Linked DNA regions of Homo sapiens: all the other regions are linked to region 1. The links are chromatin loops, found by intact Hi-C in ENCODE. Cell type or tissue: GM12878. All regions are shown on one strand. Region 1 overlaps TBC1D5 (TBC1 domain family member 5). Region 2 overlaps PLCL2 (phospholipase C like 2). Region 3 overlaps PLCL2 (phospholipase C like 2). Region 4 overlaps PLCL2 (phospholipase C like 2).

Region 1 (8,000 bases):
GGCATGGTTTCAGGATCAAACAGGTTCCCTGTTCCACCTCAGATCATCAGACATTAGATTCTCATAAGGAGCACACAACCTAGATCCCTTGCATGTGCAGTTCACAATAGGCTTCACACTCCTATGAGAATCTAATGCTGCTGCTGATCTGACAGGAGGTGGGACTCAGGTGGTAATGCTTGCTTGCCTGCTGCTCACCTCCTACTGTGCAGCATGGTTCCTAACAGGCCGCGAACAACTACTGGTCTGTAGCCCGGGGTTTGGGGACCCCTGAACTATAGTACAGTGTTTATGTACAGTTCTATCTATGGCCTTATCATTTCCAGTCAATATGTTGCTTTCCAAAGTTACTTTGGTCAGTAGACAGGAACTTTAACAGCAAAATATAGTGTTTATAATAAGCCAAGAACAAATTGGCCTTATGTTAAATCCTAAAAAGTTATAGGCTATATTTGAAAAGAGAGAAAAGAATAAGAAAATTATTTCTACTTGAAAAACAATTGTGAAAAGGGAAGCTCCCTCCTTTCCCCTCTCTAGCTCATCAGTTGTTCATAGACCCAAGACTAGACTCAGACTTCTGGCTTTCATGGTCACATTTCTCTACTTTTCTCACCTTTAATGTTCTTACTGTTCTGCTTTAACATTTGATATCTTTCTTATTTTTGCCTCTGTGAGGAACTCTGAAAGATGGCCTGATCTCATTAAATAAACCAAATTCAACCATACCTTGTCCGTGCTACAAAAAGGGCCTTTCAGATCAACATCAAGGATTACCTCCAGGTAATCGCTCTGGCCTCTTGATCATCATCACCTTTTTATTCCTGGTGGCTATCCCAAAGGTGGGACAGTTTGCAACATTTTACCTGAGTCCTTCCATAGGTCCCTTCAGTACATATATATACTACCACATGGTCCAAAATTTGAAGGAGGCCTCAATACAATGTCCCAATCAACTTAAAACAGTGAGAAGTGCTGCCAAATTGCTTAACTTTGGGATGTTCTCAGTTGGATTCTAAGCAACCATTTGGGTTTGAAGCATATTTGTACACTCTACATGCAACTGTTATTCATGTATCATGATGTGAAAATATTCCATAAAATATCAAGAATAATGTTTTTGAAAATAAGAATGAAATCAGCATGATACCAATATGTGATGATGGTAACATTTATGGAAATCTTAAATTCATCTCTAGACAACTGTCAAACTATAATATCATTTTAGCTGGACAGTGATGAAAACATGAATATCTGTTTATTGCACAGGATAAATGAGGTATTGATTGTTTTCTTAATGTCTATAATCAGTCATACATCCTCAGTCCTCTGTTATGACCAGACTTCTTTTTTGACACCCTTGATTTCGGATTTAGATTTGAAGGTTGGGCTGAGACATGAGCTTTTTCTCAAATAAATGAGCAGTCCTAATTTTTTTGCCAGAAATTGTGATTTAAATTTCCAAGATGGACTAACTATAAAACGTTTAAATGCGGAACCTTGCGTTTCACTCTAGAGACTGTCTTTATTTAGTATGCTTTCAGCTACATGTAGCGGAAAATGCAATTCACACTGATTCCGGTAACAAGGAAAGTTATTTAGCTCAAGTTCCAAGGACTTCCCATTCCCGACCATACGTTAGAATGGCCTGGGAGAATGTTTTAATCAATACTGGTCACAGAAGAACTGAGTCAGAATCTTTCCAGTGGAGCATGGGCATTGGTAATTATTAAAAACTTTCTGGAGTATTCAAATATGTAGTCAAGGTTTAGAACCACTAATTTAGAAGCTCACCTGTGTCTTCAAGGATGCAGTTTCTTGCCATCTCTCTGCCCTGACCTGCCCTGCCCTTCCCAGAACGAACTCTTCCCCAGGTTGAAAGCAAGACAGTTGTAATAGTTCTAGACACCATATCCATTCACCAACATCGAGAGGAGAATGACCATGTCTTCTAGGGCATTTTTTAAAGGTAGGTTTGCCAGATAAAACACAAAATGCCCAGTTACATTTGAATTTCAGATAAATAATGAGTAAATTTTTTAGTATAAGTATCTTATATTACATGGGACATATTTATACTAAAAACTTTATTTGATGTTTATATGAAATTCAAATTTAATCCTATGTTCTATGTTTTTATTTCTAAATATGGCAACCCTATCTTAAAGGCGTTTTCAACAGCTACTCACCAAGACTTCCTTTATGTCTTATTGGCCAAAATTCCTAGATTACCCTTAAATCCATCAGGCCCAGCCACTGCCCACAACTGTAGATTGGGTTGGAGGGGGCTCATGGCTGCAGGGCCCTCTTGGGAAGGAGACACAGGGAACACCAGCCCTAGCCCCTATAAAGAACAATAGTACAGGTAACACTTCTGTTTCATAAACACTGAGTGATACCATGATGTCTAGACTAAAACTTTTCTGCAATTACCTTTCTGGAAAAAAATATAAATTTGATTTTCATGAATGTATTTATCTTCATTGAACAGTCGTCTTCAGAACTGTTCTTTTTTTCTTGAGACAGGGACTCATGCTGTCACCCAGGCTGGAGTGCAGTGGCACAATCTCGGCTCCCTGCAACCTCCACCTCCTGGGCTCAAGCAATCCAACCCCTTCTGCCTCCCAAGTAGCTGGGACTACAGGCGCGAGCCACCATGTCCAGCTAATTTTTGTATTTTTTGTAGACATGGGGTTTCACCATGTTGCCCAGGCTGGTCTTGAACTCCTGAGCTCAAGTGACCTGCCTGCCTCAACCACCCAAAATGCTGGAATTACAGTCATGAGCTACTGCACCCCATCCAGCGGAATTGTCAGTTCTGAGGTGACAAATGTTCCCCAAAATCACTATGCTATGCAAAGACATGCATTAAAAACCACAGGGAGTCTAGGCACAGTAACTCATGCCTGTAATCCCAGTGCTTTGAGAGGCTGAGGTGGGAGGATTGCTTGAGGCCAGGAGTTCAAGACCAGCTGGGACAACATAGCAAGACCCCATTTCTACCAAAAAAAATTAGCTGGGCTTGGTGGCACACACCTGTAATTCTAGCTATTTGGGAGGTTGAGGTGAAAAGATCGCTTAAACCTAGGAGTTCAGGGCTGCGATGAGCCATGATCACACCACTGTACTCCAGCCTGGGTAACAGCGAGACTTTGTCTCTAAAATAGTAATAAAAATAATAAGATAAAAACCCCAGGGCTTGTGGGGAAAATTGGATCGAGGTACAACACTAAAAAAAAAGGTCATCAGTGCCACATGAAACAAAGTAGGAACCTAATAAAAGTGGTAGAGTGGTTTTACACGTTAAGTGATTAAGAAATAAATAGTGCAATAAATATGATACTTTACCTTGAAAAATACCTGAAGCTCAGTTGCGGAAGTGGACATTGGAAGGGTTGCAGCTTGTGAGTCACTGTGAAGTGGTGGAGGAGAGTTATCTGGATGGAATCTGATGGATTTGGTTATGGAAGTAGCCCATAACACACACGGAATGGAGGTAGCTGGCAGATATCTGTGTTGCATGCATGTAGGCATTTTGTGTATTCCTGCATTCCTACGTGTAGCTGCGTTCATCTATGTGGAGTTTTCTGCATTCACCCATTATTTCTTGAGGATGATGTTGTGTGTAAGCAAATGTGAACTTCGGGTTATGCTCAATTATTCCCTAATACATTGATCTCATTGAAACAAGTTCACATTTTCAAAACAAGCATTATAACGGAACTGACTCTATACAGTTCATGACATGCAGCTTCTGGATTTGGCGAGTTGGAGGAATGAGAATATAGAAAGGTTACACTCTACATAATTTTCTTGTTCTCAAGTAACAAACCCATGTTAATTAGAAATTTTAGAGTTAATCCATTTTATTAATGGTCAACATATACCCAAAGTATTTCACGACACCAACGTGTGCATCGTGTATGTCTGACTCATATGCTTTGACTCCTCATCAGAATTCTGCAGGAGCCCTTCTCCCTAGGATAAATCCCTCAATTTTAAGGTATGCCCTGTAGGGCCCTTTACAGTCTCACCCTGTTCAGCCTTATCATTAGTCCTCCCTCTTACTCCTCCCCAGCCCCTCAGGAATGCATAGCTGTTTCACTTCCCTTAAACCAAGCATGCTTTCTCATACTTCTGTGTTGTTTCCCTTCACTGTCTCTTCTGACCAGAGTGATTGATGTAGCCACAAAATAGAGTCCCTTCCAGTCTCAGCCCAAGCACCTTGTGTCCCATGGAGCCTTCTCTGCTAGGAGCTTTCAGCACTTGTAATAAGTAGCTGGGGCCCTAGTTAAGCTGCAGATTTCAGAGCCCCTCCCCAAACCTAAAGCAGCAGCATCTTGAGATGGAGGGTGTCCTACGTAATCTGCAAATGTTTCCCGTTTTGAATGTCAGAGAACTACTTGTGTTTACTTATAAGGCTCTTGCAGGCGCTTGTCACTGTATCTTCTGTGCCAGATATTGTGTCTGGCACTCAGTAAACGTTTAGGAATAAATGAATGCTGTTGAGGGTTTTGTGTGTTGTGCAAGTATTGAGATGTCTTAGGCTTTGCTCTGGCGTCCTCTAGAGCCTGAAAAGTTGCTTCATTTCTCAGCAGCATTTACCAACCACTTATTTAAAAAGCTAATAGGAATTGTTGGTATTTAGTGAGAGATGGGGTATAACTTAAGGGATGAACTAACAAAAGTATGATAGGCATATGAATAAACCAGGCAATTTAGAGAATTATTTCCTTCTCACCTTTTTTTCTTTCCAGAAGTCTCAGAAGTGGTAATGTTTATGTTAAAAAAAAAAAAAAAAGAAAGAAATATCAAGGCTGTTCCAAAACTTACTTGCTTTTACCAGTTGTTACTTAAAGTAGTTCTTAAACTGTACTTGATCCTCAGCTTGGATTTGCTGCAGGGTACGGTTTTTTGTCTGTCTCTATTGGGACATTATAGAGGTCAGTTAGCCCAGAGAATAAGTTGTGCAAGTGTGTACATTTCATCTTCACACGGATCAATTAGCTTTGTCATAAGAAAAACAGTCTTGGCTCAGGCCCTTCTATCTGGGCCAGCCATTGTGCAGATGCCTACCCTTGGTGCCAGGAACAGCAAGGGAGAGCACGCAGATGGTTTTGCCCAGCCAGCATTGCTATGAGAAACTCAGCTGGAGGCCCTGGTGCTGGCTGGCTGGTTTCATCAGTTGGTCTTATCACGTGTAAGTGGGGAGGGGGAAAACCCTTGTTAAGTAGAGTAACATCTGTGTTTATTGTCCTGGTGGAGGAGAGAACTACATGGGTTTCCAAATGATTGGTCAGGTTGCCTAATTATAAAAACACAACACAGAAATGACAGCATAAAAGCCCAAAAGATGGGAGCATTTCTCCACAAATGCCATTTAATTAGACTCCCATACATAAGCACTTCTAGGAGACACCTTTTATACCTTTTGAATTTTTACAGGGCTAAGAAGACATACCATATGCATATAATTATTTTAAACTGCAGTTATAGGACTTTTGCAAATAATGAGGTTTGTAACTCTGCAAGTGAGGTTTTATTCTTCCTCTGGTTACACCTATGTGAAGTTGGTCCTAATTAAAGGTTTTATTTCAATTTCCAGTATATTTATTCCAGATTGTAAGCTTATTTACTTTACTTTAGATATTTGTAGCACATGATCCTGTTTTCTGGCACCGTTCTTGTCTTTTCTGTTTACTTTATTATTTTTTGTAGGCAACTTCTAGGAAAGCAAAATTAGATTAAAATGGCTCACAATGTTAAAATGGCAGTAGGTATAAAAGCATGTTTCTAAAGGCTAAAAGTTCTTAATAAATATTACTTATGATTTTTTCAGAAATCATATATTCAGAAAGATATCTTCTGAAAATCAGGGATGAATTTAAATACCATGAATTATGGAAGTATTTTTGCCATTTCCTTTTCATTGCATTTTATGTTTGAAAAGCATCTTTTATTCTCTGATACTTAATACACAGCCTTTGTCAAAAGTTACAGAAGAGAGCATGCATAATCCAATAAAATTAATTCATATTTCACTTGTTTTTAATGAGAAATTGTATAAATGTTTGTGTTTACAATAGAATAAACTGATATCTAATGGTCTAAGAATTAGCTCTAAATAGAATAATAGAGCTACTCAGTACAAAACTAACTCAGGGAGATTGGAAGGCTCTCCTGGAAGCTTGTCACCCTGCTTCTCTCCCCGCTGCATCCTACTCCATGTTGAGAAGAGGTCTTTCGGACTGTCACCAAATACGCTTCTAACCATGCAGCCATCTGTTAAAATTGCCTTAGATCAGATAGATAGTAAAGTACTTCACAGCCTTCCTAGAATGACGGGAAGAGATATTCAGAAGTAAATATTAATAGAAGGTTAGCGTGAGATGAGTTATTTAAATCCTTGCCATCCAAATTGTGGTCCATGGACCAGCTGCATCCCATCCCCTGGGAGATTGTTAGAAATGCAGAATCTTAGGCCCCAACCCAGACCTACTAAATCAGACTCTGCATTTTAACAAGATCCCCAGCTGATTTTTATTCATATTAAAGATCGAAAAAATTGATATTAATAACATTAATTGAATACCAAATAAGGAATGAGATTTTCTACATATAAAGCAAGCTTCAAATATATCCTAGTGTGAGCATGTTCTCCTTGTAAATGGTGGCTAAGTGCTAATAGTTATAGAACACCTTCTGTAAGTGTGTCCTCTGTTCTAAGCATTTTACATGTATTAGCTATTTTAATCCTCAAGCAACGCTATAAGGTCACTGCTAGAATTGCTTCCTATTTTACAAATTAGAAAACTGAGGGAAATAGAGTCTGTGGTTAGCGCTATCTACAAAAGAAGTTATTAGTCATAACTGGGCAATGAAGAATTTCTGCCTTATCAGGTAGACCCGAAGAATAAAAAGGGGTAAGAAATGAAGATCTTTTTTAGTCCCTCAATAAAACTTATAAGCAACAGCTGAATATAAAGGGAAATTTCTTTCCCTTAATTTTGTGAACCTTACATGCACTATTTTTAAAATATTTGTAATCCATACCCCATATGTCGCACCCACGGCAAGCATGTGATCTGAATTAATTATTTTAACCTGCCAACACCTGACTTCAAAAAGAGATTTGAAACTCTTCGCATGTAAACCAATGAAGAGAATGTGAAGTTGATATGTAATTTGTCAATTCTAGGGATATGCTATAAGTCAAGTAGCAATTTGGTAGAGAAAATTTTTGCAGGGAAAAATAAAGGTTTCTCCCTATACTTGACCTTGTGGTCTTGCCCTGCAGCCCCTGTTGGGCTCCTGAAGAGAAGGGGTTTGAATGATCACTATCTATTAGAGCCAGCTGAAGCAGCACAATCAGCGAGGAGCTCTGGGCTGGAGAAAGCCTGACTCATGCCTCACCGGGCCACCCCAATTTTATCACAGGCAATTTTTAACTTTATAAATTATAAGGAGTCAGTATTGTTTAATGTAGAGGTTTTATCCAAGTTTCTGGGGGAAACTAAAGGAGTGAAAAGTGATACAAAATCCTGTGGAGTTTAGGTTTTAGTGACTTTGCTGTAGCCTTCAATAGTCAGGAAGGAGCACTGCTAGTACAGGAGGATGTGGGGTAGAAGGAAAAGGGCTCAGTGATTGTTATGAAAACCCATCCTGTCGGGACAAATCCAGTGTTCCCTGGTAGTGAGGACGTCAGCGGTGGGACACCGCAGTGCTTCAGTGGCTGAAAAACAAGGAAGCCTACCAGTGGGATTTCTGCTACTTGCCCAGCTACCTGGCCATACAAAAGCTGCTTTATTTGTAAACAAGAAGGGGTTGAAATAAATGATCTCTAAAGACATTTCCAGTTCTGAAATGATATAATTGGATAGCATAAATGTGACATCTTGAGCTTTGAATTTCAGTTCAAAATTTCTAAAGGCCATTTCCATTTACATTTAACTTGTTTGTTTACATCCTGTCCAAAAATGGGAACTGCTATTTACTGGGGGATT
Region 2 (8,000 bases), 270 kb after region 1:
TATAAATAATATTTGTGAGGTTTTCTTTTCTATCCCTTAAAGGCAACAGTTGTTAGTTAAACTTCATTTAGACAGAACATTGACAATGCAACCAGGTTATTCTGTCTGCTGATAAAGAAAGTCTCTATTTAAATTGTTTTTATAGGAACAGAACATTTACGTGCTTTTTTTCTAAGGGAGAGGAGAGAATGAAATGGGAAGAGAAAAAGACTAAAATGAGATCAAATACAAATAAGCATTTAATTGTTCCTCTTCTATTTCATACATCTTTTTCTAATTCAAGTCACTTAAATATAGTCAATAGCTTTTGTGCTTACATATGTGCCAGACACGGATCTAAGTACAATCTGGGTTCCTACTCTCAAAGATCTCAGAATGTAGCAGAAGAGCCAGACCTTCAAATAAAATTTTACCACAAAGTTTCATGAGCATTAGAGTTAAAAAAAAAAATAAATGGCAATCCAGAGGAAGAAGTGAATGCATCTTCCTGGGAAGGAGGTTCAGAGAGGAATGGCTTGCCAAGGATGTAGTATTTGGGCTGAGGAATGGGAACTGGCCAGCAGGAAGCATTATCTTCCAAGCAGAAGGCATTGGAGTTACAGATATGGATCCTACCCTACTACCTGCCTTTACAGAGGAAAAAATAGAAGACTGACATGCCTAGAATATCATCTTGGAAAATGGAGTAGTCAAATGTACACGGGAGTTAGCAAAACGGGAGATAAAGATGGTGCCAAGATTTCTTGCTTGTGTCATAAAGAATGTCATTAATGGACATAGGAACTCATGCAGGAGCAGCAGACTTAAGGAGAAAATCATGAATAACATTTGGGACATGCTGGAGTTCAGGTGCTTGTAGGAGAGCTCCACAAAGCATAAGAAAATAAGCGACTTGAGATTAGGAGGGATGATGGGGTTCACAGAACTGAGGAGTCATCCCTTAGGGAGTTTACAGAAGTATCACTTGTTTACTACTCTAGGTTCAATTTCTTAGAGACGAACAGAGGCTGAAGAAGGCTGTATCACAAGAAACAACTCTGATTTGTGGTAAAACCCTAGGAGTTTAAGAAAACAGTACACTACAACTCTTTCATTTATAGCAGTTCTGATCAAAACAGAGATATAATCAGCAAAGGTCCTATTCATACATTGGTTGGACTATAGATCTACAGATAGAATAAATAACAATTAGGAGACTTTCAAACACAGCTGTTCCCAATACTGGTTCTTCCCTGCAGTATTTGAGGGAGGGCCATTGTTTTCTCTCAGCCACAAGTATTTATGAACTTGGAACGCTCCCTCAAATTTGGGTGTTCTTTCATCTACTCGTGAAATCTCGCCTGTCTTTAAAATGAGGGAAACAAAAATATGAACCCATGAGGTTGCTTTCTCAAGTTAAATGGAGAAATAATAAAAAACATACTCTAACCCACATTAAATGTTTTATACTAAGAGAAAAGGGAATAAACTAGGAATCTTTACTGCAGAAGAGCACTGTTCTAGGTTCTGAGACAGAAGCCATGCCAGGCGAATTCTGGCTGCACAATACCACTCTAACTTGAAAGTCACAGGAGTCTTGTGTGTCCTTGGGCAACTCACCTCCCACGATACTTCTCCATGTCTAAAAGAGAGGCCTCTGTCTTCCCAAGACTCTCTGAGAGCCTGTGAGAAGTAACATGCAGGCCTTACTTGGAGGGTCTTGGGAGAAGTCTATAAACAAAGCCCAAAGACCTCAGGGCTACCAATTAGCACAGTATCAAAATGCATGCCAGCTATTCACTAGTTCCTTTGAATGTATGCATGCAGCACCTTCTTCATACTCAAATAGTTCCTATGTCAGGATACAGAGAGAATTCTCCTTTCTTCAAGTTTCAGAAGGACTCAACTTCCCCAGGCCTCCAAGATTTGGAGATGGTGAGAAATCCTCCTGCCCAGTACAGGAGACTGGGAAAGAGGAAAGTTTGCTATTCCTGGTCAGAAAAACAGCACATCAACGGTCAGCAGAAAAGGAGGAGATGCTGGAAGTTCTATCTGTGCACAGAGAAATCAGGAAGAGAGCCAATGGCTGCTGTTCAATAAAGTTAGATTTGGGAGGCTTTCTCTAAAAGTTAAGAATGATTGCAAAGTGAGTTGAGTATGCATTCCAAGCCAACTCCCAGAGTGTCTGATAACTTCACCAGGAAGCTCTGATTCCTGCCCGCCTTCCCAGAAGTCTTTTTGGGAAACCTCTTTTCTTGCCTTTCAGGATTTAAAAATATGTTGTCATTATGGAGAGAAGGTCAAAATGGTCCACTAAACTCTCATTTTCAGGAACCTACAAATCTTAACTCTGGTAGCCTCTATAGGCTCTGAGACAAGTCCTAGTGCAGAGCAGTTTCTTTCCTCCTCCCTGTAGCCCATTCCCTCCTCCCCTCTCTCCCACGATCCTTGGTTTCCTAGTTGTCTCTCACTCCTGTGCTTAGTATCATCATCATCATTTCTGCGCAGGTATCCTCACCGCTCAGAATTACTCTTCTCTATGCTGCGGCTGTGGTGTACGTTCAAAGCCAGCACTCAAATTCCAAGTCTCTTGTGCAGCAATCACCACCACCCCCCTGCCCAATCCCATTCACAACTAACCTTGAGAAAATTCTAAACTCACAGCCTCTACGTTTCACTTCCCACTCACTCTCAAACCATCTGTCCCTCCGCTGAAATGGATTTTTGCCAAGGTCACCCACAACCTCCAAGAAGCAAATTCATGAATGTTTCTGAGTCCTCATGTCATTTGATAATAATAAGGATAGCATCACCGAATATTTACTAAGCATTTCTTATATGCCAAGCATGGTACTCCATACTTCTCATACTTTAGCTAGGCTTCACAACAAGTAGATGAAGTAGGCTTTACAATTATACTGCTTTTATAAATTGAGCCTTTGCAAAGTAATACAACAGGTGACAAATATCACACAACCTGCAAGCTAGGCAGTTAGGATTCAAACTCTAGCTCAGCTCCAGAGCCCAGGCCCTCAACCCTGCAGGTTGCAGCTTCCTCTCTGCAGCATCAGACTGCACCCTTTGCCTGGCTCTGTACTTTCTCCTATGTCCTTCTTGGTCTCTATCTGGGGCTGCTCTTCCTCGGTGCACCCTTAAACATGGATTTCCCCAAGGTTCTACCCTAAGCTTCTCATCCCTGGAGGACTCTCATACAGTCCCTTGCCTCAATTATTATACACAGAAATGCAAAATCGGCCTCTGTAGGCATTCTACTGCCTGGTCTCCCAAACTGGTCTACCTCCACAGATGTCTCAGCTAAAACATGTACAACATGGACTCAGCTCATCTACTCAATGTGAATGAAGTGCCCATTCTGAGATGCTCTCTCAGCCTCTTGGAGGGCCTCCCTCCTAGCACTAACCACATTGTGTTGTAGTTACTGGGTCCATCTGCCTATCCTGTGTATCACCATTGCCTCCCCAGTGCCTAACATAGGAGCTAGCATGCAGTACATGCTCACACAGCAATTATGAAATTAGGTAATGCAGAGCCTTTGGCTGGTCATGTAACCTCCCTAGACCTCAATTTCCTCACCTGGAAAATGAGAGTTGGAGCACAGGAATGGGAGTATGTTCCATCCTGCAAGCTGCCTTTGAAAAACGGGCTGCTGTCAAATAAGCTGAAACATGCTGCATGTTCGCCTCTTGGCAATTCACTTTAGATATCACATTGAAAGCTCTGACAATTTTTTGCTGTTGTCTAAATAAGGGTTTCCCAAACTTATTTGACAACAGAATATTTTCCTGGAGTATCCCAGCCCCTCCAACATGAGTGGTGCTCCATGGAGTGTACACTTTGGCAAACCCCAGATCAGTGGTTCTCATTGTGTGTGGTGGGGGCGGGGGAAACAGGCAGGTAGGGGGAACCCTGCACTACTGACATCTAGTGGGTAGAGCCTACATCCTACAATGCACAGAACAGCCCCCACAACAAATAATTATCAATGCAAAATTGTCAATGGTGCCCAGGCTGAGAAACCCTGTGCTAGACCAACCTTTACAACCAAAGTCCCTTCCAGCTCTTAAACTTCTGATGCCACCAAGCCATAAAAACTTGTTCATGCCCCAGATACAGATAATGGGACATCTCATTTAGAACAAAGACTAAGCAATGATGCATTCCTTTTAAACTAACAAAAAAGGTTTGATCAGAATGTTTGCTAACCATTCTTGCCTATTGTCATATTTGTCTTCTATTGTTTATTTCATTTTTTTTTGTATTTTATTATCAATCTTTTATTTACAACACATTTGTAGCATAATATTATGGAGCAATCACTGGAAAAATATTCACTTTGGTCACTATTAAAAAATTAAAGAGAAATGTGACAGTTTACACCATATTGTGCATCAGGTGTTTTGCAAACATTCTGTGAAGGGTTTACCCAGTTCTTCCGTAAAGAATAACTTAAAGGTAGTGCTAAAAGGGATGACGATTTTGTTTAACATTTCACTTTAGCTATAAAAAAAATTAGTCTGTGTTCAAATTACATTTGCTTCAGGGAAGAAAGAAAAGAAAAATAAATTGCTTTAAATTAAATACATATCAAGGACAAAATGAATAACTAGCAAATAAATATTTTTAATTGATTTTTTTCAGCCACCCACTTCCCGTTCTTCCTTAGCCTTAAAAAAAAATGTGGCCGGGCGCGGTGGCTTACATCTGTAATCCTAGCACTTTGGGAGGCCAAGGCAGGTGGATCACAAGGTCAGGAGACCGAGACCATCCTGGCTAACACAGTGAAACCGTCTCTACTAAAAATACAAAAAATTAGCCAACCATGGTGGCGGGTGCCTGTAGTCTCAGCTACTCGGGAGGCTGAAGCAGGAGAATGGCGTGAATCCAGGAGGCAGAGCCTGCAGTGAGCCAAGATTGCACCACTGCACTCCAGCGTGGGAGACAGAGGGAGACTCTGTCTCAAAAAAAAAAAAGGTTTTGATTATAAATGATTTTGTTTGCTAGATGAAAAATCTGATCACTATATTAAAATAGGCTTTGTCTCTAAGTAGTTTCAGAGAGTATTTTAAGACATTATTTATCTTTCAAAAAATTACATTTAAATAATGACATAACAGTAATAATAATAACAATAGTTAACATTTATTTAGCACTTAGGAAATGCCAGGCAACTGTTTTGCATACATGACCTCATTCTAATACAGGAACATCTAGAGGTAGATACTGTTAATCCCACTTTACAGAGGAGGAAAATGAAGTTTTTCTTCAAGAAAAGGCATTATTCCTCAAAGTGACACTGCTAGGAAGTAGTAAAGCCAGCCCTTGCATCTGTCTGATTCTGGAGCATTTGATTATGAATAATGGGCTTTTTTTGTTTGTTTGAGAGCAACTTAAAGCTGATTAAATAGAAATGTCAATTATCATGAAGAATCAGCAAAAGACTTAATTCTGATGGGCATGGCAGTAATACTCAGAAGCTCTGGTGAGGCTGATCAAAAAAAATAATAATTTTAACTGTTTTCATGCAGACATTCTCCTTGCAAATTGTCAGCATTTGAAACATTTCATTTATAGAAGTATAAGTCAATATGGCCCACTCCTTTTCTTTGTGAACTTGAACTTGTCACCTAAAAGCAAATTGGGCTGCTTTAGAAAACAATCTCACAGTTTTTCAAAAAACTAAATATAGAGTTACCATAGAACCCATCAATTCCACTTCTAGATATATACCCAAAGAGAAATTAAAATATACATCCACACAAAAACTTGTATACTAATGATCATAGCAGCATAGTCCATAATAGCCAAAAGGTAGAAATAACTCACATGTTCTTTAACTGATGAATGGATAAACTGTGGCATATCCATACAATGGAATATTTTTCAGACATAAAAAGGAATGAAGTATTGATACATGCTGCAACATGGATGAACCTTTAAAATATTATGCTAAGTGAAAGAAGCCAGTTGGAAAAGGCCATATATTGTATGATTCCATTTATATAAAATGTTTAGGGAAGGCAAATTCAGAGAGACAGTAATTTAGTGGTTGCCAGGGACTGGGAGTAACTGTGATTGGGCAAGGTATGAAAAGAGACATGAAAGTGTTCTGCAATTAGATAGTGGTAATGGTTGCATAACTATAAATACAATAAAACTAATGGATTGTATGCCCTTAAAAAATAGATTGTATGGTATGAGAATTGCATCTCAAAAAATTAAAAACATTAGATAGCAGCAATAAAGAAAATGAGCAATAGAGCTCATGTTTATAACTTGAACTGGCTAAGATAAATATATGTGCAAACAGAATTTTGGAATTCTAAGTGTACATGCTGGTTAACCATACTGGCCTAAATCATTTTACATTAAAAAAAAAAAAAACCCTGGCCGGGCGCGGTGGCTCACGCCTGTAATCCCAGCACTTTGGGAGGCTGAGGTGGGCGGATCACGAGGTCAGGAGATTGAGACCATCCTGGCTAACATGGTGAAACCCTGTCTCTACTAAAAATACAAAAAATTAGCGGGGCATGATGGCAGGCACCTGTAGTCCCAGCTACACGGGAGGCTGAGGCAGGAGAATGGTGTGAACCCGTGAGGCAGAGGTTGCAGTGAGCCGAGATTGTGCCACTGCACTCCAGCCTGGGTGACAGAGCGAGACTCCATCTCAAAAAAAAAACAAACAAACTTGTATTCTGTAGATTTAAATTCCATACACATGGAATCAAGCTGAATAAAATCTAAAATCCTGACCTAGAGGTATACTCTAATACCTAGTAAAAATCATTGCTTTAAGACTATCGTGGTTATTTGCAATCACTGACTTATACTGAACAATGCTGGTAAACTACCCTCCATGGTGCTGCTGGAAACAGGGCAGTGGCCCTTATAGAGTGAAAGGAGAAATCTATCACTCTGCATTTTCTCTGCCAATGACCTTTAACTGGTATAGTCCAACAGAGAGTGACTGTAGGATATAGAAAAGGTTAACTTGCTAGGGCCGAGTGCATGCTCAGGAAAGACCTGAGATACCCCTAAACTCTCACCTCTGGCTGACCTCCAGGGTCTGTGCAAATAGGAAGTGAAGGCTAAGACAGAGTTGTAAACTGCTGGTTCAGTATTAAAATATGTTTCGACATATACACAGAAGCCAAGTACAAAGACTAGAGTTGTTTCTGGTATTTTGTCCCAGGTGTTTGAGGAAATTTCTGTCAATCACTAACTGACTGCTAAGCTAATGGAACAGAAGCTTCAATGGACATATATGATAAAGAATATAGACTTTATAAAATTAGTATAGAAATGTCACTAACCAAATCAAAAACAACAACTACAATAAGCAGCAACAAACCCTGGGGAGTGGGGGAAATCTCATTTCCAGAGTTGCCACATTATAATATTAAAAATTACAGTTTTCAACAAAACTACATGGTATGCAAAGGGATGAAGTATTGCCCATACACAGGAAAAAAGGCAACTAGTAAAAACTGCCTGAGGAAACCCACACATTGGATGTACTAATCAAAGATTTTTAATCAACCATGTTAAATACACTCAAAGAGCTAAAGGGAATCGTGCACAAAGAACTAAAGGAAATCATGAGAATGATGTCTTACCAAACAGAGAAGATCAACAAATAGATCAAAATGACTTTTTAAAGGGAGCCAAACAGAAATTCTGGAGTTGAGAAGTATAATAACTTAAAAGAAAATTTCACTAGAAGGGCTCAACAGCAGAAGGAATCAGCAAACTTGAAGATAGGTCACTTGAGATTACCCAATCTGAGGAGCAGAAAGAAAAAGAAATGAAGGAAAATGAGTAGTCTAAGAAACTGGTAGGACACCATTAATTATGCCAATATATGCATAATAGGAGTTCCACAATGAAAGGAGAGGAAGGCACAGAAAGAATATTTGAAGAAATAATGGCTGAAAACTCCCCAAATCTGATGACAAATGAAAAATAATGTTTAATTAAGGGTGGTACTAACAGAAGTGGTTATG
Region 3 (8,000 bases), 300 kb after region 1:
TGTGGCCCCCACATTCTGAAGAGTCTTTAATATCTCAGGAGCAGCCCCTTCCATGTAACTCTTGAAAGCAACAGGTGGCTTCCAGAATGGCCAGGGGAGATACTGTTGCTTTATTGGAACAAACAGGTCTGACTTGCCAAATAAATTTAGTGCATAAATATAATTTTTTGAAACTTCAAGGACAAACAGCTGCTCTGCCTTATCAAAATAAGCAGTGGAGCAGTTAATTTTTCTAAGTAACAGTGGGCCAGCAACACACAATCAAGGCGTTAAACTTCAGTTCCTTTCACAGAAGAAAAACAACTCTTTGGTTTCTCAACTAGCAAACAATTCACCACCTCAAACAGTGCCACTCCAAGATTATCTTTTGATGATACTGAGTTTCCATTTTTGAAGTGAGAGAGAAATGAATTGCTACCTTCCCAATTTACACGTATAAAATGTGAGAAGGTACCCAAGTGGCATGGAGAGTAACCAGCAGATCTGAGTCCAAAGCCCAACCTTGCCAAAGTCTAGTGTGACCACGTGTATTTTACATGGGCCTCAACTTTTTCACCTGCAAAATGGAGGCCACTGATGATGTCCACCGAACGGGAGCATTGTGAGAGCCCACTAAGCTGATGTTAAAGGTGGTCTTGCAGGGATGAAAGAGCTATGCAAATATGAGGTGTTATTAGCATACAAACTAACTTTCCCAGACTTTTTTGGTTATGAAGTTTTTTGCATTTTTATAACATCTTGCTTCAGGAGCTTTAAAAACCTTTTAAAACATCAGGATAATAATCCTAATGAAATGAGCAAATCAACATATAGCTTTATTTCAATATACTGTAGAGAGAATACGGTGAGATACAGAGTTTAACTGATTTTCTTAAAAGTCAAAATGCATGCTAGATATAAAGTTTATAGCTTCTTTCTTCTGAATTTGATATGCTCTATGAGGAAAACAAGGATGATTTGTAATTTTATCAGTTAAAATTTTTATTGTCTTTTTAAGTCTAGTGACAATACTAAACACACAGAAATAACTGTTTAAATTAATCTTATTGCCCTGACTTCTTAAATTCTTCTCTGAATTTTTACCTCTGTCAAGAAGAAAAAATGAAGGTTATTTTCTTTAGTAAACAGTCACTGCTACCTCAGTAACAGAATTCTTCAAGACTCTGAGATTAAGATCTCAACAGTCTTATCCAGGTAGCAACTAAAACAATCGTGCCCAACCCACCCAAGTTCAGAGTGCTGAAAACTAATACAAATGATGGACTGGGCCTGCAGTTACATGTTTCCATTTAAAAGGGTAATTAAACCAAAGCCACAGTGAACCAAAATAAAAATAAAAAACTAAAACATGATATTCAAAAAAGCAAAGCAGGGAATGTTGAAAAGAACATTTCAAATAAGAGATGGGAAAAAGTAAACGTGCCCTCTAAAATAGGATAGTTTCTTGTTAGGGTGTTTTGACGGGGGGCGGCGGGGGGGATATTTTAATGGATTTATTAGCAAATTTTCAGGAACAGCACAGATCTTTCTCACATAAATAATCAAATCAACAGCAAAATAGCAAAAACTGAATCATTCAGACCAAGAGCTCTTCCCAAGATCCATACAGGTTTTACTTACCATGTCAGTCATGCGAAAAGTACTTGCCCTGGTCCCGAAAAGACATACAAGAAATCAAGCAGACAAGATTTCACGCACTTTTTACAGAAAAAAGAGGAGAAAACACAGTCTTCTGGACACATTTAACACTTCAACCAAGCAGAGGTGCAGACCCGAATCAGAACTCATGACTCTCAAGTTGCAGCTCTTGGTCTCCACAGGCCAGCTCCCCAACTAGTGTCCAGGTCTCTGGTGTGAACTTCTGCACAGAAATTCAGGGAATTCAGCCTCTGTACCTACTTGATACTCTGTTGTTGCTGTTTTCAAACATGACCCCAATGGGCTGCTCTGTTTAGATACAGCAGAAAAGCCTAAGGCTGGACTAACAGTCCTCTCTATGTAGAAAAGCAGCCCTCTTGTGAAGGTAGATGCTCAACTGTTCCTCTCCCTGCTGAGACGCTCCATCCATATACAGGCTAAGCTGTCTGCTGGTGTTGTTTCCACAGTGGCCACAGCTCCATGACATGCCTTGAGGCCAAGATTCAACTCACCACTAAAGTGAGAATCATGGTGCAAAGGGCATCCCCTCGATAGTGACAGATACACAGCACTCTGCAGCTTACTGTACCTTTCCTTGTTCCTCCATTCTTCTCTCTACCACCTTTTGAAGCACAACCTCCTGACAAACACGCCCCAGCACAGCACTAATGGTTACTGCCAAGTATTACTGCCAAATGGCCTGCCAAGGCGTGGGTCCCCGCAACCCCCTCCCCCTCCACCCTCCAACCCCTGCCACAGCTGGCTGGGGCCTCTGGCCCCAAGCAATCTCCTCATGTTATCTAGACAATTATATCATTTTCCATGTGTGACCTGGTGTGGAAAGGTTTTAAGTGCCATTTTGGAACATAACTAATAGATCCCGTGGTCCCTGTTGTTCCCAGGAATGACGGCCCTGAGAGTTGCCAAACTGTATCTGGGGACAGCTTTATCAAGCCCTGTTATTTTGGTGGTATCTTCTAAGCCATCCTCCACCTTGTCTTACTTTACTGTCTGGCAACCAGTAATGATGAGGACAGGTCAGGGCCACTGCCACAGAGGCCACACATCTCACCAACTTCCCAGTAAGGAGCCCAGTAGAACGCTTGCTATGTGGCTATGTGCCTGTTTCTCTCGCACTATTTCACTCTCTTGCTTCCAGACCCCTCCGGGTAGCATTCATACCCGGCAGCTATTCCTTAGGACAAAAGGGCTATTTAACTATTTTAAAATCTTTTTCAACAATACTTTTTTTCCTAACAATGAAGATGGGTAAGATCTGGCTAATTATGCTGTAGGAAAGGAAACCTCTCTTATTCTTCACTTGGTAAATATTACTGAGTACTGAATGTTCCAAAAAAAAAAGGCTGTAGATTTTCTCTCCCCAAAGAATATTAAAGTTCATTTCTACTACACCTCCCATTTAGAATACGTAAATAAAACTGCCTGTCAAAGGTATATGTGTTAACAATTGTGTCACAATCAAGATAGGGACAGCTTGAGAAAACTTTGCTGCTGCCAAACTGTTGGTGCCTCTCCGGCCTCTAAACAGGGGTCTCCAAGGACTTGGCCTTCCCCTCAGGTCACTACTCTTCCTTGGTGCCTACTCAAGACAAGTGAGGGGCACAAGCTTCTTGGCTAGAAGACTCATCCTTGTCAATGTGGAAGAGAAAAAAAAAATGACCTAAAAAAATAAATGGGAATGACAACCTCTAATAATTTGTGCAGTCCAGTTGAGGAGAAAATGAGTACACACTGCATAACTAAGGTTACAAACAAGTAACGACTGAAATCTTCATGTTACTGCTTTGCAGCCAATAAAATATGTTTTATAGATGCCTCAGGAGTTCAATGTTCATTCCTCTTTACCGCGAAGGTCAGCATGGCAAGAGGAAAATGCTCTAGCATTCAGAAAGTACACATTCACGCAAAGGTCATGACGTGCCAACCCAGATGTCAGCCCACCCTCGGGCGGAGCACTGGAGCATCACCAGATGGTTCACATCCTCCCCGCATAAATCACCCTTACAAACAGACACCTGTCTGGCAAGTGCCGATTTATAATCTTCTGTGAGTAAACAGCGTTTTTACTACACTCATTTAGCAAAGTGAAACATCCAATCACCTCTCTCTAGAAATAGTGCTAGTGCCTCTGCCAAACTAATTCTTTCTAAAGACAATTTTTCCTAGGGAGGCTCCTCCTTCATGCTGCAGAATGCCATGGGTACACCTATATAGTTTCTCTTGTGAGGGATGGACAAGAGCCCAGGGACTCGCCAGGAACTACAGGGACTAGGAGCTGCACAGTAATGATTAATCAAGGGGGATTAAGGCTCCAAATAACCAACCCAGGGCCTTTTTTTTTTTTAATTGACATAATTTTTACCTTTACCTAGATCAAAAAAAGACACATAGGGCAGACTGTCATTTTCACATATAAAATCTATTTCTCCAAATTTTACTAAGGAATTATTCCCCTTCATTGACATTTTATATCCCCTCCAAAAAAGGGCAGCTCGACTCCCTTAAAGAAAAACTCCACCGCGGCAAGTTAAGGTTTAATCCTGCCCCCTACACCCCACCAGCCACATGCTCACCAACTATCATCTGCAGGATTCCGGGAGCTGTTTGTTCTCTCATATCTAACAGAGCTACACAGGGAAGTCGAGAACCCAACATATAAGAAAGGTTTCACAGCTGTTGTTAACCCTGGCTATACTTTAAAATCTCCCAGGGCACTTTAGGAAACCCCCAGAGGTTCTGATTCAATTGCAGCCAGGTGGGGTCTTCACATTAGTATGTTTTAGAATCCAGGTAATTCCAATGTGTCTTAAAATGACCCATCTGAAGATTATTTCCCCTTCGTCCTTTCCTACCCAAAAGAATATTTAGATTAGGCAGAATAAGTGTTCAGTAGAGCTAAAACTCTCTGTTGACCGACCACCTGAGATCCTAGGTATGCTATTACTTAGCAGTGATCAAACAACTCTCCATTTTGTCCGTATATCTGGATAACTGGTTTTGCTCTGTTAACTGCTTTTGAGACCAAAAAGCTCTATCTAGAAAACTGTTATGTGAAGAGCAGGTGCTCCACAAACGAGTGGTTCTCAAAGTTTTATTATGAGCAGCACATTTTCAAATATTAAAACTTTCGAGTGCACCTGAAGCTCAAAACTACACTAAACAAATCATAAAAACTCCAAGCAATCACGACTGCAGTGTAAGATGACTGCAGTGACCAACACACTCTTCACTAATGTGTCAACTTTCCACCCAGGCCCAGCTCCTTTTGTGCTTTCAGTATATTCCAAGGAAGATCCAGTCCTCAGGCTCTTCCAGCAAGCTGCCCCTCTCTCCACCCACCCCCTCTCCAGGCCATCAACTAGTGCAGGGCTTTAGCAGGTCTCACCACGTACAAGTGTCCACAGCAGCAGAAATGTTTCACATGCTGATCCACAGACAGCAAAAAACTGTAAAAGGCACGGCCCTAAATAGTGCAGGAGGAAGTAACCAATTGGTATCTGAGTTTGATTAATGTTCACAATTTAATTGTTTGAATAAACTTAATTTGTTGCAGTATGATAGACTTCCAGAAAAAAAATCCTAAGTGTAAAACCTAATGGATTTTTACAAAGTAAACCCACATTTGGAATCACCAACCAGATGCAGAAACCAAACATCACTGGCACCCAGTAGGACCCTTGCTTCCTCCCTCAATTATTATCCCCAAGTGTAACCACTATTATAACTTCTACCACTCCAAATTAGTTTAGCTGCTTTTGAACTTTATATAATTATAATCAAAAATATGTATTCTTTTGTGGCTGGTTTATTTCCCTTAGCATTATGCTTGGGAGACTCAAGCAGTGCATAGGGCAGTCATCTGCTGTTTCTGTTCTTTCTTCCTTTTCCTCATAGGATTCCACTGTATGATACGCTATTTTATAAGATAGGCATTTGAGTTGTTGCTTTCAATTTGGGACTGTTAGAATTAATGCTGCTTTAAGGACTCTTGGAAATGTCTTTCAATATACATATGGAGTAACTCCTGTTAGGTATATACCTAGCCAGAAAGACAGTGTGGTAAGTATATAAGGACTTTATGTGTATGTAACAAAATAGACTCCAAAAACAGACCCATACATAAATGGCCACTTGATCTAGGATCGAAGACCAATGCAGTGCAGTGGGAAAGAGATTCTATTTTCAAATAAATGGTGCTGAATTAATTGGATATTTATATGGAAAGAAAATCTTTAACCCTACCTCACACCACACACACAAAATGAAATCCAGATCTAAACATGAAAAATAGAACAATAAGACTCCAGTGGTTAAATAAATGACTATCTTCATAGAATTAGGCTAAGTAAACATTTCTGAAACAGGACTCAAAAATAATAACCATAAAGAAAAATACTGATACACTGAACTTCTCTAAAATTAAGAATTTTCATTAAAATATACCCTTTAAGACAGTGAAAAAGCAAGTCACATACTAGAAGACATTTTCAACATATATCTATATCGATATAGATACATGTTTCAACATATATCTATATCGATATAGATACATGTTTCAACATATATCTATATCTATATAGATACGTGTTTCAACATATCTATATATGTTGAAAATGTCTTTTGTGATATATCACAAAACATATATATCATCTGAATAATTACATTGGCATTTAATATAAGCTATTAGCACGGATTGATAGAAATAAAAATCTAAGCGATATCCTTTATTTTCTTCAATAATAAACATTAAACCATATAAACAACTTGAATATATATATATATCACAAAAGACATATTCAGAAAATGTAAATTAAGTCCTACATACCATTTTTTTNAAAATAAAAACAACCTGACTTTTTAAATGGGCAAAAGACTTGAACAAGCATTTTCACAAAAGAGAATATCCAAATGGCCAAGAAACATATGAAAAGATGTTCAACATCATTAGCCATGAGAGAAATTCAGCCAAAAAGCCACAGTGAAGTACCATTACATAACCGTCACAATAGTTACAATCAAAAAGCAAAAAGACAAAGAAACACTGATAATACCAAATGTGTGCATTTAGAGCACCTAGCATTCATATAACCTGGTAGGTGTGTAAATTGGCTGGACCAGTTAGGAAAATCACCTAATAGTATCTACTAAAGCTGAATGTACACATGTCTGTCCTATGATATAGTAATTCTACTGCTAATATTATTTTTAATGTATAGAAAATTATTTCTGGAAATATACATAAACCAGGGAAAGCTTTGGAAGAGCATACAGATCTCTTTCAACAAATCATCAAATACTCCACAGATGAAGACATTCTCAAAACCAGTATTTCAATAGGAATTTTATTAGCTTCAATATGAAAACATCTGAATAATTATATTGGCATTTAATATATTAGCATGGATTGATAGAAATAAAAATCTAAGCAATATCCTTTATTCAATAATAAACATTAAATCATATAAATAACTTGAAAAAATACATTTACTATGACTACAGAATATCAGAGTTTAGAATAAAAAATAAAAGGTAGCAGGAAACCATATGGAGAGAGTCATATGGCTTGTAATTCTGATGGTAGCTGCAAATGAGGTCACTTAACCCTCTGTGACCACACTAATTGGTCAAAAGCAACAGAGGCTTCATCAGCAATGCTCATAGGGAACAGCCTATCCCTTCCTGGGCATTTTCAATTTAAAGAGCATACACCTGCTACCCATCAGTCCATCAGTCTCTGAGAGAGAGACACAGGATTTGTGTCAACCTAGCACTACATTATTTGGTTTGCTCTTAATCTTTACGATTTATAAACAGTCTTCAGGGTATATGCATACACAAGTATAGCATGTGTACACATGCAGCTATCTATAGCAAAAAACAAATTCACAAAAAATAGCTATTTTTTTAATCTAGAAGACCACATCTTGTTCTATTAATACTCACATACTGCAGTATTACATAACAAATTTTTCCAATTCTGTTATGCTAATATGCAAATAAATGAATTCAACCATAGCTAGGAGCTAAATGTACTAATCAGTATGGCCTTGTGTATCTCTAACTACAAAAGAATTTTACATGATCTCTTTCCGCTGTGAAAATCTCATGAATCTCCATGATTAATCACTTTTAAACCCAGCTGCTTGGTTTCTGGGATGTTAATATCTGCAATATCCAAATCAGTACATTTAGCACACTCCAAAAATATACTGAATATTGACTACACAGTAATGTGTTGTATTATTGTATTCTAAAATTCTATAATTAGTTGACAATTCCGAAACAATAATAGAAGAAGCCCACCTAAAAAAACAAACCATTACTAGTTGTTACCTGCTTTA
Region 4 (8,000 bases), 150 kb after region 1:
CAACACTTGAGCTCAGCACAACAGCAACAGGAGGTGGCTATGAAATTATTACAGTAGCAAAGTATGTTTTGGAGTTAATTTTAGCAGTTATGAGTTAATAGTGCATCTTACATTGTTTACATTTTTCTTAACTGTGAAAGACGTCATGTATGGGCTTTAAGTGTGTGCATAAGTTTTGATAAATTTTAACCTTTTATAACAGATTTGTGCATATTTTATGGCAGTAAATGATAAAATAGACTAGTACCTACATATATTTTATGCATTTGTGGCCTTTTTCTTAAATTTTTTGATATTTCCATGCTACATGGTTCATCTGTCTTTTTTCAAATTGTTGCCAACCTCCAAAAAATGTTTCAGTATATTTATTGAAAAAACTCACATATATGTGGACCCATGCTGTTCAAACTTGTGTTGTCCAAGGGTCAACTGTATTTTCAAACAGAACACTTGTTAAGTGCTTTCAGAATGAATCTCGCAGATGATTTTCTTTACTATGTTGGGCAAGATGATGTGCATGAACCAAGTGACAGGTGGTGATGGCTTACTTATCTGATAACCTCAGCTCCTAGGAGCACACTGAGATCTGAGGAGTTTGAAAAAAAAAAAAAAGTCTCTGAGCAATTAAATCCAGGTCATGTAGGTCTGGCCTGACATTCTGCTGGTTTTCCCCATGCAGGAGTGTGTCGGGGCCTCATCCTCTTTTATGTAAGATAAATCGCTTGGTCACAGGGGAGACATCAACTGCTCAGCAGACTGGAAGCAGCAAATGTAAGAGAAAAAAAGAGCAGTATACAAACAGACAGTTGGAAATACAGTACAAAGCAGTAGGAAGTGAGAGTTTAATGAAAGGAGATGGAATTTAACTATTAACACCATGTCCAGATCTGAACAGTCACAGCAGGCAGGCTGCTGTGTGTGCAGGTTAAGGGGCCTCCAAACTTAAAGCCTCCAAGAAATCACTGCATTAAACTGCAGCATCTCAAGATGACCCTGGGTCTTTAAAACAAATGTTCAAATTATTTTTGGCAAATCAAATTTAAGAAAGCAGGGATGGATAAGATCCACTGAAAATTTCCCATTAAATTGATTAAAATGAAGGGTAATTAAAGCTTTTATTATTTGGAAAGTTATTTTCTTTGATCCCACTTTACTCAGTGAAGATGCAACCCTGGCCATGCATGAAAATACGCTGGAGCTTTTAGCAAAGAACCTTCCATTTAAAGAGGTGTGGAGAGGGCTGGGTCATCTTTCATTTAGTTTGATCCTCCCTCCTAACAGTCATTCTGAAAGTGCACAGAACAGATTCTCCTGCTCTCATCCTCCCAGGCATGCAGGCATCACCTCTGCCTGAGGCATGCCCATGAAAGCAGGGAAGCCAGCAGGTGTCCTATGCGGGCTCTTTGCGCCTCTGCAACCTAACACTCTCCCAGGCCTTGTGGGTGTGGGATCACATCTTTGGGAACATCCTCAGTTCCTGTGGCAGCTTTTGCCCCTTGATTCCTTCCTTCTTTTTTCTTCGAATTTAGTTTTTATTTTTGCTAGAATTATGCATGTACGTAAAGAACCAAATAATTGTCCACAATTCTCCCTCCCCAGAAGCAGTCACATTCAATGCCTTTAGCTGATTGTTTCCCTTCCTTAGTATTTATGTTCATATTTCCAAGTAACATGCTTATATTGTTTACTTAGAACTGTTTTTCAAGCATCACCTATTAAATTCCCCATATGGAGAATGAGAATTTTGCTATTTTTAACCTCCCCACTGTCAGGACACAGAGATCTAAGCGTTAATTAATCCAGCTTCTACACAGTTCCTGTCTTTTATAACTAGCTTTAACCCAGTTCCCAGAGGTACCTGGTCACCAGGTTAGATCTGAGCTGGTGGTTGGCCTGTGAGTCAGGCTGTGTCAGGCCCCCCAAGACCAGCTTCAGATTGAGGTTCCTGAGTGGGCAGCTAAGCCAATTATCACTTGTTCAGCTGTTACTCAGTTTCTAGAATTTTGTTGCTCCCGATTTCTTTGTCCTTATGGATTTGTGGCTTAAAGAAAAACCCTCTACTGTCATTTTAATGAGGTTTTAGAGTAGAGATTAAAAGCATTTGTTAATTCACCATCTTTAACAGGATGTCATTGATTTGTTTTTTTCCTCCTCCAGAGAACAATTTATTTTCCATTTAAAATTACCTGATAGAAACACCTAGCTCACTGAGGGAAAGCATTTGGGTTTCCTTCTTGATCGTCTTCCTATCCTTTATTAAGCATACCAATTCAGTGACTAGAAAGGAAATTATAATCCAAAAATGGGCTGCAGTTTTGGCATTTAAAGAGACAAAAACATAGATATTAGAAAGCGGAAAAGACTTTGGCCCTGATATTAGAAAGTGGAAAAGACTTTGGCCCTGAAAGAATTTGACAAATCTTTTCCCAACTTTTATACATTTCTAACAAATGAACTTTTATGATGTTTCTCCCTCTGCAGACTCCTGTTCAGCTCTCCTGCTGGTGTTCCTTACCAATCTCCTACTTGAGAACATGTATGCATGTGTTCGCCTGGGCTTATGAATTATAGAGACCCATTCTTGCATGGCCACATCACTTCTCACTCCCATGGCGGCCCAGACTCACGCATCCCATATCACCCCTGCAGGATCTGATATTTAATCAGTCCCTTTGACTGGCACTGCTGATCTCTGACTCTGAGCAAAGTCCCCATACTCTTGCCCCTGTCTTGAATCCCCGCTTTCACTTCCTCACCCCCAAAGTTGGTGTTCTCCTATGACACTACTTCCCTGTTTACCTCGTCAATGGAAAACACTCCTCTCTTTTTCAGAATTTTTCTAAATGTCACGGCTTTCTGTATTATCTCAGACGAGGAGCCTTTCTCCCTTTCTGAGGTCAAGTGTTTCATGACTGTACTTCATTCCTGACCTCACATCCTTCATCCTGAATCTCTGTCTCATCTATTAATGTCTTCCTCTTCACTGGGTCGTTTATATACTCCTAGCAACATGGTTTTATTATTAAAATTTCTCTTTTACCCCAACTCTCTGTGTCACTGCATTCTCTTCTTAACAGAGAGGACTATGCAGGCAGGCTGCCTCCAACTGCGCATCTCCGAGTTGTTTCCACTGCTCTTTCCATGGTCCCTTTGGGTCCTCCACTGCTGGGATGCATAGGTTCCTAGCCTACCTTGGTTGGAGGTCTTCACTTCTCAGCATTCCTCTCCTGCCACGCTTCCTCTTCCCAGTACTAACATCAGCATAGCATGTTCCTATGTAAAAAATAGATTACACAGCCAAGAGCCTGAACCCTTCTGAACTGGGGACATTTTTTAACATGTGTTTGGGGGTGGATGTCTGACTCTTTATTTCCACTCAGTTATTTAAACAAGGTTTTAACTAATAAAAATATATGTTTGTGCTTTAAAATTCGAAATACATCTAAAATAATCCTCTCTTGCAGCACTTTGGTGACCTATATCTGTTGGCAAGCAGAATAACAATTACTTATCAAAAGTAAGATCTTATGCAACTGTCTTTGAGCCCAAAACAAATTAGCAATTCTTCATATGACTAATGACTATATGTCCTTACCATAATTGTAAACATGAGAAACAAAAGATCAAGGGACTCTAAAATAAGTACTTGGGATAACAGAAGGGCTGTGTAGGCGTTCATCAGTAACTGTGAAACCAAAAGATAATCTTTACACGCTTCTAAAGATCTTTAAACCCAGAGCAACTTGAACCATTACACAGTGGTTATTCTCCCCCCATCCTAATCAAAATCCCTAATAGATAAGATTCTTCAGCTTTTTAAGTACAAGCACATGTATCCCTTACTGAAATCAAACATAAACAGAAAGCCACATTATACTGAAAATTATCAAATCTCATAAACCAGTGAATTGACAATAACTCAAATTGTTGAATAGTTTTTTTTCTGATAAACAGTTTTTTTCAAATTCCACAAAGTCCACAATTTTCATAGCAATACATGCATTGAATGGAATCAAATAATTAAAATAAAATCATATTTAGTTAATATTTGGGCAACTACTCTGTGCAGAATGTTAGAACAGATGTCATGGGTAAGATACAGAGAGCAGCTTGATATATAATCTTAGTGCTTTAGGAGGTTATTATCCTGTTTACAAGATGGAATGCATTAATAAAATACACAATAACTGAAGAAGCCCTACCAACTGAAGCAAATTAAAGGTTTAAAGGGCTGAATAGAATGCTTTAGGTAACATAAATCCTGGAATCTTGAAAGGTCTCCCAGAAGACTGTTGAGATAATTGAAAAAGAAGAAAGTACAGATTGGCAGAGAGGGCAGAGAAAGAAGTCTCAGCAGATGAGTGATGTGTGCAAATCTGATTAAGTAGAAACACAGGGAATGGGGACAGGCAGCCCAAAGCAGAGGGTAGATGGCTCACCATCCCTTCCCTTCCTCCCTCACTCTCCAGAAGCACCTTCCTTATCTATTGCCAACTGCCTCCCATCAGGTCTGCCCATGGACATTCTCTGCACACAGCTATTATGGTCAGTACCTGAAAGCTCAGTCCCTCTCCTGTTCTACACAAACACCAATGTCTCCCCAGTGCCTCACACACCAACTTGAGACTCCTGAGTAACACACGGTAAGTATTCAATATATTTACTGTGTTTACTTCCATATCTCCTGTTCAATAATTTGCAGATTGTGTTAATAATTTGTAGATTGTGTTGTAGATAAAAATTGTGTTTGAATAATTAAATGTAGATTGTAGGGAGAGTTAGCCTGCAAAGGACTAGAAGTAGAAAGACCACTTTGCTAACAATATTTGCTGACAAGATGAGTAAAACAAGATGGGGATTGTGGAGTTTGTTGATTAGTCACTAATATGAATACTCTTTCAATAGATATTAGAAAAAAAATGTCACACATATCCTTATCTTCAATCTATTTTAAACAAGTTCATTTCTGAGATAAGGGATTTTTTTTTTCAGGGTAGGCAATATAGTTTCTTGGTTTTAAAGAACAGCAACGAAAAAAACCTTAGAAAGTCAGGACAATTTTTTTTTTTTATGACTTGAAAATATTCTCCATAATAGAATCTCCCAAATCAACACTCAAAAAATCAGAAAATTAAAAGAACTCCATTTTGTGTATTTTTATTACAATGCAGAATACTGAATTTTTTGGTTTTACCACAGCTAAAATTAATGGGATGATTGTTTATATAAGAAGAATTTTATAGTCTGGTATAACATTTGGATGTTAAATTAATGAATTTATCAGCACGCGAAAATGCCAGTGTACTAAAAAGTGTCAGGAGGTTGTAACTGGAATCCATCTCCTTTACAAGAAGCCATTCTCCCTCTACTCAAGCCTTACCTATCCTACTGTGTACCAGAGTCACGGGTGACCAGCAGGAGCTTTGGCAACACAGTTAACACTGAAGAAGAGATTAGTGCAGAGTTTCTCAATTTTGGCTGTACATTAGAAACACCTGGGAATTTAAAATAGTTATTAATTCCCAGCCCCATACCTCAGACCAATGTTAATGTATTTTGAATGGTCCCCTCAGGTGAGTTTGTTACCCAAGGCTGAGAACCACTGAATTGGTATTTTCTTTAGCCATAGAAAAATAATTTTCTTATTTGATTTTCTTGATATAGCATCCAAAAAATGAAATAGTTTTGGGGCAAAGTATATGATGCTATTAATTTCATTTAAAGAGAGGAAACAAACTTTCACTTACCTGCCTTCTGACAATGTACGATCTTTTCATATACAGCATCTGCATTTTCAATCAACGCCTTGAGGGACTGAATCATCTGCAAAGGGAACATCCAGACATGAGATTACACCTGACAACTAGATCCCCTCCTGCATTCATGCACAAGGCTCTTCTCCTAAAACAGGCTGATGTGATGATATTAAACGCTTTTTTATCTGACTTTCCACTACTCAACTTCAAATGTGCATGTGAAAATGATAACATCACACATCCCCACATAATGGTTAAAACAAGATGTGAATAGTATTACTTTCCAAGTGCAGTGAGGCTAGTACAACACTGCACTTGAACCCTGAGCTAATATACTGAACTGAGTTCATTTCAGCGTGAAAAGCTACAAATATGCGTGCAAATCTGATCTGAGTTTTAAAATTTGGTTATCCATTTTAACAAAATTTTCAACTTCATCTTATAGAAAACTTCAACACCTACACACTTCACTCATTTCAGCCAAAATGTCTTCATCTGAAATTCAGTTTAAAACATACAATGAGAATTAAAAAATAGCATTTATTTATTTGATACCATTCATCACTAATAGTACCTCTAAAACTAGTATTTTTATGTTCCTATTAATGGTTTTTAAAATGTTCAAATTTGAATTCTTGTTCCAAATTGCATGTGCTTGTTTTAAGAGCCCAAGCTTGAAGAAGGGAAAGAATCAGTGAACAGCTGATCCATTATTTTACTCACCAAAAAGCTAGGAAAAGATCCCTCTGAAGTAATCTTGTTGGCTCTAAAATCACTATGAAAAGGAAATGGGATAGCCAGAAACAAGTCTCATGGCTCAAATGGGTACAATTATGATATCTACCTTAGTATAAATTTTACATATTTGTATTTAAATATCCAAATATTTTGCATTATAATATTACTCATCTATTTTACATGACCATCATATTTTAAGTAATAAACACCCAACCATTCCTTTCATTTCTGCCTCATTTTTTTTCTTTTTATTTTTTTAAGAGACACGGTCTGTTCTGTCAGCCAGGCTGGAGTGCAGTGGTGCAATCATAGCTCAGTGCACTCTCCAACTCCTAGGCACAAGTAATCCTCCAGCCTCCATCTCCCAGGTAGCTGGGACTACAGGTGTGTGCCACCATGCTTGGCTAATTTTTAAAATTTTCTGTAGAGATGGGATCTTGCTATGTTGCCCAGGCTGGTCTTACACTCCTAGGCTCAAGTGATCTTCCCACCTCGGCCTCCCAAGTGCTGGCATTACAGGCATAAGCCACCGCACCTGGCCTGCCTTATTTTTCTTTATAGCATTTATCACTAATTGCCATAGTAATTATCTTATAGTAACTAAATATATGCAGGTTGGATTATTTGCATAATTCAAAAACCACCATATTTTTGGTAAGTTACACTTATTTAAAATATAACCAACATGTCTCTTAAAAAGTGTACTAGCTTCTTAAGCTTAGTCAGATAGTATTTATCAACTTGCACAGTTCTAAAAAAATGGTAAACATCAAAAGTTTAAAGGCCAAGGCAGGCATTTATTTACGCCTTCATAATGTATCTTTAATCATCGCTGGGGTCTACTGCAGGCAGCCCCTGTGTGGAAACCAGGGATACCTGACCTACAGGATACAACCCCTGTCCTCAAGAAGTCCACAGCCTATGGCAGAGTTTGCACTTTGGAATTCAGTATTTTCACATTCATTCTTCAAGATCTGAGTCATTCCCATAAATTAAAATATTCTATTTTACAGCTTGACGTATTGAACAGGCAGCAATAAAAATGAATCGTTAAGAACTTTATTATACTGATATAAAGTCGTTTGTACCATTACATAATTTGCATATTGAAAAGGTCCATACCGTCATCAGTAACCTTTTTCAGCTTTGATGTCAAGCCAAATGAGAGATACAAAGAAGCAAGGACTTCTTCAAGCAAGGATGGTGATTGTTACAGCTCAGTATCAAAGAACTGGCCAACTGTGCCCCCATCATTCAAATAGGAGAAGGAAAAAAAAATATGATCAAGGAAATGAACCCAGTCATTAAACAAATGAGGACAGGAGCAAAAGCAGGAGTGGAGGAGAACAAAACAGCAGCATTAAGCAGAGGCTCACACATGCAGATGAGAAACTCATCTTGGGAGTGGTGTAGCGGCAGAAACAGCAAAGATTTACATGGGTTCTAATCCTGGTTCTATTACTCATTAGCTTTGTCATCTAGGACAAGATATTTAACCTCATAACC

What was found. A loop is a pair of places that touch in the nucleus more often than their neighbours do. Peaks named below come from ENCODE experiments on the same cell type or tissue, not always from the same donor. Only the 100,000 strongest peaks of a DNase experiment are listed, where the experiment ranks them.
Region 2: a loop joins it to region 1, with 2.7 times the contacts of the local background. A loop is called at or near these places in 3 of 110 quality-filtered maps.
Region 3: a loop joins it to region 1, with 1.9 times the contacts of the local background. A loop is called at or near these places in 3 of 110 quality-filtered maps.
Region 4: a loop joins it to region 1, with 2.3 times the contacts of the local background. A loop is called at or near these places in 2 of 110 quality-filtered maps.

Annotation. Positions count from the first base shown.
Region 1 is chr3:17,192,553-17,200,552 of GRCh38, reverse strand. The region is part of intron 19 of TBC1D5 (TBC1 domain family member 5); the gene reads left to right. Among named protein-coding and RNA genes, the nearest start is that of PLCL2-AS1, 140 kb to the right of the region's middle. RefSeq lists a silencer at 3,956-4,005 and an enhancer at 4,186-4,295. In GM12878, CTCF peaks have their summits at 4,556 and 5,351; DNase peaks (open chromatin) are centred at 4,162 and 5,152; H3K4me3 peaks cover 442 bases; H3K27ac peaks cover 1,053 bases.
Region 2 is chr3:16,923,608-16,931,607 of GRCh38, reverse strand. The region is part of intron 1 of PLCL2 (phospholipase C like 2); the gene reads right to left. Among named protein-coding and RNA genes, the nearest start is that of MIR3714, 5.6 kb to the left of the region's middle. RefSeq lists enhancers at 2,959-3,118, 3,179-3,428. In GM12878, a CTCF peak has its summit at 3,925 (motif pointing left); a DNase peak (open chromatin) is centred at 2,693; H3K4me3 peaks cover 1,644 bases; H3K27ac peaks cover 4,099 bases.
Region 3 is chr3:16,893,305-16,901,304 of GRCh38, reverse strand. The region is part of intron 1 of PLCL2 (phospholipase C like 2); the gene reads right to left. Among named protein-coding and RNA genes, the nearest start is that of PLCL2, 12 kb to the right of the region's middle. In GM12878, no CTCF peak of the experiment used is centred here; a DNase peak (open chromatin) is centred at 3,673; H3K4me3 peaks cover 3,212 bases; H3K27ac peaks cover 3,372 bases.
Region 4 is chr3:17,040,697-17,048,696 of GRCh38, reverse strand. It overlaps PLCL2 (phospholipase C like 2), which reads right to left. Exons shown (of 6, transcript NM_001144382.2): 4 at 5,748-5,823. It overlaps PLCL2-AS1 (PLCL2 antisense RNA 1), which reads left to right. Exons shown (of 3, transcript NR_046640.1): 2 at 4,509-4,643; 3 at 5,784-5,945. Among named protein-coding and RNA genes, the nearest start is that of PLCL2-AS1, 9.9 kb to the left of the region's middle. In GM12878, no CTCF peak of the experiment used is centred here; DNase peaks (open chromatin) are centred at 1,307 and 3,615; H3K27ac peaks cover 2,910 bases.